Linked DNA regions of Homo sapiens: region 2 is linked to region 1. Evidence: chromatin loops called from intact Hi-C (ENCODE). Cell type or tissue: GM12878. All regions are shown on one strand. Each heading gives the region's core, and the rest is flanking DNA. Links, peaks and the distances in the headings are about the cores only. Region 1 has its middle 69 kb from the start of KRAS. Region 2 has its middle 8.4 kb from the start of LINC02909.

What was found. Peaks named below come from ENCODE experiments on the same cell type or tissue, not always from the same donor. Only the 100,000 strongest peaks of a DNase experiment are listed, where the experiment ranks them.
Region 2: it touches region 1 in a loop (4-fold over the local background); 1 of 110 quality-filtered maps calls a loop at or near these places.

What each region holds. Positions count from the first base shown.
Region 1 is chr12:25,317,821-25,322,227 of GRCh38, forward strand. No RefSeq gene overlaps it. Among named protein-coding and RNA genes, the nearest start is that of KRAS, 69 kb to the left of the region's middle. In GM12878, for the core only: no CTCF peak of the experiment used is centred there; DNase peaks (open chromatin) are centred at 2,441, 2,791 and 3,131; H3K27ac peaks cover 1,796 bases.
Region 2 is chr12:25,003,703-25,008,109 of GRCh38, forward strand. It overlaps a transcript of IRAG2 not described here. Among named protein-coding and RNA genes, the nearest start is that of LINC02909, 8.4 kb to the left of the region's middle. In GM12878, for the core only: no CTCF peak of the experiment used is centred there; DNase peaks (open chromatin) are centred at 931 and 1,799; H3K4me3 peaks cover 793 bases; H3K27ac peaks cover 1,763 bases.

The sequences.
Region 1 (4,407 bases), core at 188-4,187:
TCCTTCTTTGTCTAATATTTAATCTTGTTGCTCTATATGATCTATTTTTTTTCTCCTTTTAGAATGAACATATAGTTTCAGGGCAAAGAAGCGTTTCCAGGATTTAGAACATGTTATATTACTCAATTTGGGTTTAGTTTGTTGATAAATTTAAAATCTTCATGCTGATATATATGAAGTACAAGAAGGAAAATGTCTTTCTACACCTTGAAGATGAGAAGGAATTATTTTGGTATATCAAGTCTCCCTTCAGGTAACCAGCTAACATACATTTATTTATTTAGTTGGCCCAGGCTGGAGTGCAGCGGTATGATTACAGCTTACTGCAGCTTCAACCTCCCAGGCTCAAGCAATCATCCCACCTCAGCCTCCTGAGTTGCTAGGACTACAGGCACGTGCTACCACACCCAGATAATTTTTTATTTTTCAGTTTTTTGTAGAGACGTTGTCTCATTATGTTGCCAAGACTGACCTCAAACTCCTGGGCTCAAGTGATCCTCCCGCCTTGGCCTCCCAAAGTGCTGAGATTATAGGTATGAGACACTTTGCACAGCCCAGCTAATATTTAAAGTATTACGAATATTTCAATCAGACAATTTTTAAATCCCATACATATTTGCTAAATACCTATGTTGTACATTGCACAGGTAATAGAGGCTATGAAGATTAATAAGGCAGAATCCCTGTCCTGAAGAATTTACAGCCTCATGAACAAAGTAGGCATACGAGTCTAATTTCCTATTCTGCTGTGATAATTGAGTAGTATTGGATTATTGCTAAGCTGGCATGCTCCCATCCCCAAATCAACATTGTTTCATGGTATAAGAAAACCTCTCTGTTAAGTTATTGTGATTTCATTTTGCACATTAATTTAGATAAAGAAACAGAATTTCATAAAGATTATATTACATAAAGAAACAGAATTTCATAAAGATGATATTACATTCCTTTAAAACCATACAGCTAGTAAGAGTTAGAACCAAGACTCAATCTCAAATATTTGTTTAGTTACAACATATATCCATGTTATTTGTCTCTATATTAATATAAGCATTTTTATGTACAGGAAGGCACTGTAATGCAGGGGTTTATAATTCACTAACTATACTTTCTAAATTTTTAAATGTCTTTTCTTGAGAAAAAGAAATGACTTCATAAAGTAATTACACAAAGTTACCTAGTTGTTCTCCAGCTCCACTGAAGAGACAAGAAAGAAAGGTTGGAAAGTTTCGGTTAGAAATAAGACTTGAGGCCAGGTGCGGTGGCTCATGCCCGTAATCCCAGCACTTTGGGAGGTAGAGGTGGGCAGATCACCTGAGGTCAGAAGTTTGAGATCAGCCTGGCTAACATGGTGAAACCCATTTCTACTAAGAATACAAAAAAATTAGCTGGGCGCGGTGGCGCTCGCCAGTAATCCCAGGTACTCGGGAGACTGAGGCAGGAGAATCACTTGAACCCAGGAGGCAGAGGTTGCAGTGAGCCGAGATCACGCCATCGCACTCCAGCTTGGGCAACAAGAGCGAAATTCCATCTCAAAAAAAAAAGAAAGAAAGAAAGAAAGAAGACTTGGGCTATTAAACACTAAACTGGCTATTGGTGGTGGTTGTGCAATCTCTAAACGTATCTTAAAAACAAGACAAACTAATCTGCTCAGGGAAATTTTTTTTTTAAAGAACAGTGGAGTTTTATTGTATCATTGCCATTAATTTATTTTAATTACTATAAAGCATGTGTTAATATAGTCTCTGCTGATACTGAAATTTGTCTTTACTTCATCAAAAGTTGTCCCTAACCGTTAAAAAAGTGTTCAGGTTATAAATGGACAAGAAGCAACCAAGCTGACTTATTTCTTATTTTCTTAGTAGGTCAGTGTTGGGGACAGATTCTGGTTTAGGACTGATGAAACCACATCAATTCCTTTTTTATACCACTTCAAGGACTACACAAAAGAAAAGGTTTAGCTACATCTGACTTCTTCATGACACTGCAAATAAAGCAAGCCAGTACCTATTCCCTCTATGTCTTTATGAACTAATGCTACATACAAAATTCAAGACACAACTGTAATGATTTTTACTTAGGGAAAATTTTAAACATACTTTCTGCCTGAAGGGCAAAGACTAGGTCCAGTAATTTCAAAACCCCTATAATTATATGATTTAGGAGAAAATGCAGTGAAAACCTCTTTTTTTATCCCAAGTGGAAGAAAACATTGAATGTCTAGGTTGGTGGTCAATAGTGTACAGAATGAACTTTACTTTGTGTAAGCTTTTAAAATAGAGACATTTATCTCAAACTTTTTTTGTTGTTTGCTAAATTCTAGAGTTAGAGACTTGTGATCAATAGCCCAGACACTTCTCCATTGTACCAGCCAACTTTCCCCCTGAGGAAAACAACTTTAAACTTCAGAGACAAAAACGAGAAGTGCTCAGATGTGAAAGTTTCACTAGCATTTCTTATCATCAGACATGCATTCATCTAGCATGTATAGCAAACCTACTATATTTAGACACTATGCAGGATACCAGAAGGAATACAGAGGAGACGGCATAGCACTTGTAATTGAGCCAAGCACAGCAGTTTTATTGGGATAGGTTTGATTCACCAAATGGCAAAGAATCTGTGTGATGAATTTGCAGTTCTAATTAAAATTCCCCAGAGTCGGTTCTTTAAGTCTCAGCCCTAATTCATTTCCAGAAAGCCCTGTGGTTTTAAGGTGATTTATATTGCTTCTGCAAAGACTGTGGAGAAAGCTCTTGGCAATCACATGTCTTGTACAAATACAATTTACAGATCAAATCAGAGAAAAAGTACCGTAGCAACTCTGGGGGAAGAAACCATGAAATGTCCCAAACCCCATACCGTTCCTAACACACATAGGCACCTGATGTGTATTGACTAAATAAGAGTGCTATGTCAGATACTAGGAGGCCACAAAGGTTAGGAATGCATAATTCCTCCTCCCAGGAAGCTCTCACCTCATGGGGACAGGGTGAGACAGATGACTGTTAACCAGACAGACTTGCTTGTGTCAGATCCCTTAGCTCTCCCAACTTGGCCATCACAGAGGTCATGGGTACTGTGTTTAAAGGTGTCATGAGCCCCTGAACTTGGGCTCAGGAAATTCCCATCTGCTCATCTTGCAACTGTCAACCTTGAACTTCCTCACACATCAATGCATCTCATTCCTGACCTTTTTGGTCCTAATCGTTGGTGTCTAGCTTCACGGAGACTGGCAACCTCAGTTAAAACTACTTACGTTGGTGCTGCTCCGGACAAACTTTTAGGAAAGTCAGCATAGTGATAAGTGAAGCACAGACTCTTGACGATTTCAACTATCTGCGCTATATGTATTTGAAGCTTGGCTGTGCTATTTATAATGATTTTGGAAACCTGGCATAACTTTTTGTGTATGCTTCAGTTTCTTAATCTTCTGAATTACGATCCTAATAGTGCTTAACTCATAAGGTTGTTATAAGGATTAAATGAGTTAATATCTCCAAAGCACTTAGAAATGTTTCTGGCACATAGTTTTTATGTCAAGTAAAGGCTATTTCCTGTGGTTTCCTCTTGGTACCATTTTAATAAATGCAGACAATTGGCCCCATGGCCACATGGCCTAACCAGACACCACCAGTTGGCAAAGAGCATGAGTGATCAAAAGTAAGGAGCTAGGAAAGTAAAGAATGTCGAATTAAGGGTCCAGTCTGGCTAAAGCACTGGGCTCAGGGGACTGCATATGCAGCCGTGATTTTAAAAGGTTGACAAGGAACAGGTTGTGGAGAAACTTAAATACTAAGATGGGGAGCTTGTCATCTATTCTGTAAGCCATGTAGCATTGCAAGATAATAGTGCTCTAGAAGGAGTTCTAGCAGTAGTAACGAGGATGGACAGGAGGCTGGGAGATAAGCAAGAAAATATTTTTAGAAAAGTTGCAATCATCAGGCAAGTGGTAATGAGACGCAAAACTAAGGTGGTGACAATGTCAGTAATATCAAAAGAGAAAATGTTACAATAAAAGAGACTATTTGTAAGCAAAACTAAAAATGTATAAAAATTATTTGCCTGGCTGTGATACGTCAGGCACATAGAAGGTGCTTTGTGAACATTGTTTCATTTAACTGGTGCAATACCTGGGCTGAGTAAATATGGGTACCTGATTAATTCAGATGAAGAAACTCAGGGAGATCACGCAATTAACCTGAGGTCACAGTTCTGGAAAGTGGCACAACAGGGATTCAACCCAAGTCAGTCTGGTTTCAAAGTTTCATCTTTTTTTTCACCGTTTAAATTCATGTAGGGTATGAGAGAAAGGGAGAGGCTGAATGTGCTCCCAAATGCTCTTGGAGGCTGAAAATGTATTAGTTTAGATGAGAACATTTCAAAGATGAGATGCTTCATTTGGCT
Region 2 (4,407 bases), core at 131-4,130, 310 kb before region 1:
TCTTTGATTCTTAGTTTCCTTATCTATAAAAGGAGGATATTTCCACACAGCTGATAGGGTTTATGTGAAATTTAGACATAATACACATAAAACACCTAATATGGGGCATATTTAGTTAAGTTCTGAATAGAGGGCAACCAGTACAATACCAATGGTAGGTATTCAAATGAGAGATGTTAGCATCATTGTCACCTGCCCTATTATAAATAAAAAGCAATGTGGTTATCTAGCCTCTGGAGCTGGACTGCCTGCGTTAGAATCTGAGCTGTGGCATTTATTGGGGTGTGTTGCTTATTCTCTTTCTGTCAGAGAATGGAGAAAGCAGTAACGTTTATCTCAAAGAGTTGTTTTAAGGATGAAATGAGTTGATGGGTGTGAAGAGCTTAGTACCATGCCTGGCACTTGATAAATACTTTATACATGTTAGCTGTTATTTTCCTGAAATTTGAGGGCCAAAGTTAAATGCATGGAAAATTTGCTTAGAGAAACTGAGCATCTTGTCATGATCCCGCCAAAGTTGATTTGGGAATAAATTGCCTATTGCTAAATTATTGTTAGGAAAATACTGACTTTTAAACATGTATCTACTTTTGCCTATACTTTAGCCACTTCATCTGTATACTAGGAGGAAAGTCAACAATGGCCTCTCCAAGGAAGGTAACTGAGAAGCGGCATAACCCAGTGGAAAGCATCTGTAGAAAGATCAGAGCCATCCACAAGAGAGAAGCAATTTCAAATCCAATTCAGCAGATTATCAAATACCAATCTAGCAGTTTTGATAGCCCACAGACGAACACCAAGAAATATTTTGAAGAGGTACTGAGGAAAATGACTGCTGCTTGTGTTCCTACGCCCGGCTCTCATTGGTCAAGTTCTGAGGAAGTCGATGCCTTCATTTCATCGCCTCAAATAATATCTCCAAGAACCCCATCCACCTCTCACCTCAGCTCCCCTGAGACTGCAACATACTCTGTTATTCTCACAAGTTCTGAAAACGTCTCAAAGCCGAAGTCACAGAGCAACAAGAATTATACATCTTTGATGTCACAGATCAGAAAAGCAGAGTTTTTCTCTAACAAGGATTTGAATAACTATTGTAGTGAAAATAATTTTAGTACCTTAACACTTGACTTTGATTCCACCTTTGTTCAAAGCTTGAAGTGTTTTGATCCTCAGGATTCAGTGGTAAAAAAATTATCTCTGAATGAAGATGGTAAATATTCATCTTTTAATGTTTGTCCTTCCAATAGAGCAATAAACATATCTACTTTTAGAATACCTGAACTAAAAAAAAATCTACATTATTAAAGTTTGGATGGAATCATCCATCTTTCCCTTTCTGTTTTAACTATGTTTGTTTCCAGAACAAAACAGAACGTCATGATGGGAATACTTAGATATAGGGGAATATTTCCCTATATCTAAGGGGAAGGCTGTTTATTATGATAGGTTTTCTTTGTTAAACCAAAAAAAAAAAAGGAAAATTAATCATTATAGCACAGAAAGCATCAGGATTTACAAACTTTTTCTTCTAATAGGATGGAAACAAGAAGCTGATGATGGTAAAGAAGATGTAATATACAGCATCAACAGGGCCTGTAAAGAAGAGGCACTCACAAGTATTTTTAATGCATGTGACATCAAACGGAAAGGTAAGCTAAAAATTATCTGTTTAAACATTTGGTAGGACTGTCCAAGTCATCTGAACTTTCTATTGTGAGAGAAAGGGAAATGATTTGTGTGTGGGTCTCATTGTCTGCGTCTACATATGTGATGGATGCCACCTAATTTGGGAATAAGGTTTGCTCTGTAGGGCTTGGTTATTTCGTTATAATTTCCCTGTACCTGTTTTGCATCAGCATATTTTAACAGTGACTTGAATGATTCTTTTTGAGCTTATCAGCTGACTTACCATCTTTATTTATTGAAACTACTTACATGTCGTAGGTGGCGCCCCACAGGAAATATGCTTTTCAAATATGTAAAACCACTATACAAAATTTTAGTTAATTTTGGGCTTTCACTTCTGTTTTTCTTTAATTTTTATTTTTGAGATGTGTTTTTTAAAAAATTTCCAGACCTAAAACTACAAAAACCCTAGGAAATACCATTCTGGACATTGGCCTTGGCAAATAATTTATTAATAAGTTCCCAAAAGCAATTGCAACAAAACAAAAATTGACAAGCGGGACCTAATTAACCTCTGCACAGCAAAAGAAACTGTCAATAGAGTAAATAAACAATCTACAGAGAGGTAGAAGATATTCACAACCATGCATGTGACAAAAGTCTAACATCCAGACTCTGTAAGAAACTTAAACAATTCAACAAACAAAAAATAACCTCATTAAAAAGTGGGCAAAGGACATGAACAGACACTTCTCAAAAGAAGACATACATGCAGCCAACAAATATATGAAAAAATACTCATCATTACTAATTATTAGAGAAATGCAAATCAAAACTGCAATGAGATACCATCTCACACCAGTCAGAATGGGTACTATTAAAAAGTCAAAAACCAACAGATGTCGGTGAGGTTATCGAGAAAAGAGAACACTTACACATTGCTGGTGGGAATATAAATTAGTTCAGCCACTGTGGACAGCAGTGTGGAGATTCCTCAAAGAATTTAGAGCTACCATTTGAGCCAGCAATCTGTCCACTGGGTATGTACCCAAAGGAATGTAAATCATTCTACCTGAAAGACATATGCACTTATATGTTCATCACAGCACTGTTCACAGTAGAAAAGACATGGAATCAACCCAAATGACCATGAACAGAAGACTGGATAAATAAAATGTGGTACCTACACACCATGGAATACTATGCAGCCAAAAAAACAAACAAGATCATGTCCTTTGCTGCAACATGGATGCAGCTGGAGGCTATTATCCTAAGCGAACTAATGCAGGAACAGAAAACCAAACACTGCATGTTCTCAATTTTAAGTGGGAGTTAGACATTGTATATACATGGAAACAAAGATGGGAACAATAGGTATGGGGACTACTTGAGCAGGGAGGCATGGGCTGAAAAACTACCAGTCACATATTATGCTCAGTACGTGGGTGATGGGATCATTTGTACACTAAACCTCAGCAACACGCAATTTACTCATGTAGCAAACCTGCACATACACCCCCTGAACCTAAAAGTTGAGAGAAAAAAAAATTCCACAAGTAATTTTAAGTATATAAATGATTCATGCTCATTTGTAATAAAATTAATAATATACTGACAAGCGAAAAGAAGGAAAAAAAATTGGTAATCCTGTTTCCCTGAGTAACCATTGTTAGTGACTTGTTGTATATCTTTCCACAATTCCTGTCAATATGGTTTTGTTTTATTTGAATTCATAATTGTTTGTTATAGAACATTTCAAACATATACAGAGGTAGAATTCTATGATGAATCCTTATGTATTTGTCATAACCAATTATGTCTCATTTCTAACCCTGCTCATTTTCCTCTCCTCTACTCTGGATTATTTTGAGGCAAATCGCAGAGATCATAGTATTTCATCCACAAATATTTCAGTACATATTTCTAAAAGATAATTGACTAATTTAAAACACAACTACAATGCCATTATCATGATTTTAAAAGTAATATACTTTTCTAATATTATCAAATGTCTTGTTAGTAGTCAAAATTTCTCATTTGTGTGATAGATACATATCCTTTTTTTCTTAAACAGTTTTACTGTTCAAGCCAATATCCAAGAAATGTTTATTCATTGCAGTTTGTTGTCTGTCTTATCTCTGTGTTTCGCTTTCCATCTGTTTTTTGCATTTTGTTGTCTGTTAAAGAAACCCATCCATTGATTGATTGAGACAGAGTCTCACTCTTGTCACCTAGGCCGGAGTGCAGTGGTGTGATCTTGGCTCACTGCAACCTCTGCCACCCGGGTTCAAGTGATTCTCCTGCCTCAGCCTCTCAAGTAGCTGGGATTACAGGCGCCCACCACTACACCCAGCTAATTTTTGTATTTTTAGTAGAAATGGGGTTTCACCATGTTGGCCAGGCTAGTCTCGAACTCCTGACCTCAGGTGATCCACTCACCTCGGCTTCCCAAAGTGTTGGGATTACAGGTGTGAGCCACTGCACCCAGCCCATTCTTTTATTTCACAGTTTACCACAATCTGAAATTTGGTGATTGTGTATCTGTAGGAACACAAGCTGTTTCTCTGTCTCCTATGTTTAGAAATATGATCAGATAAAAGTTTGAGGGTTTTTATTTTATTTTTTTTTATTTTATGGGGGCAAGAATTCTAATAGGTTGGTACAAATGTGACTGCAGTTTTTAACCATTGAGAGTAATGGCAAAAACCACAACTACTTTTGCATCAACCTAAATACATAGATGGTGTTATGTGTTTTCAACAGAAGGCAACTATTGAT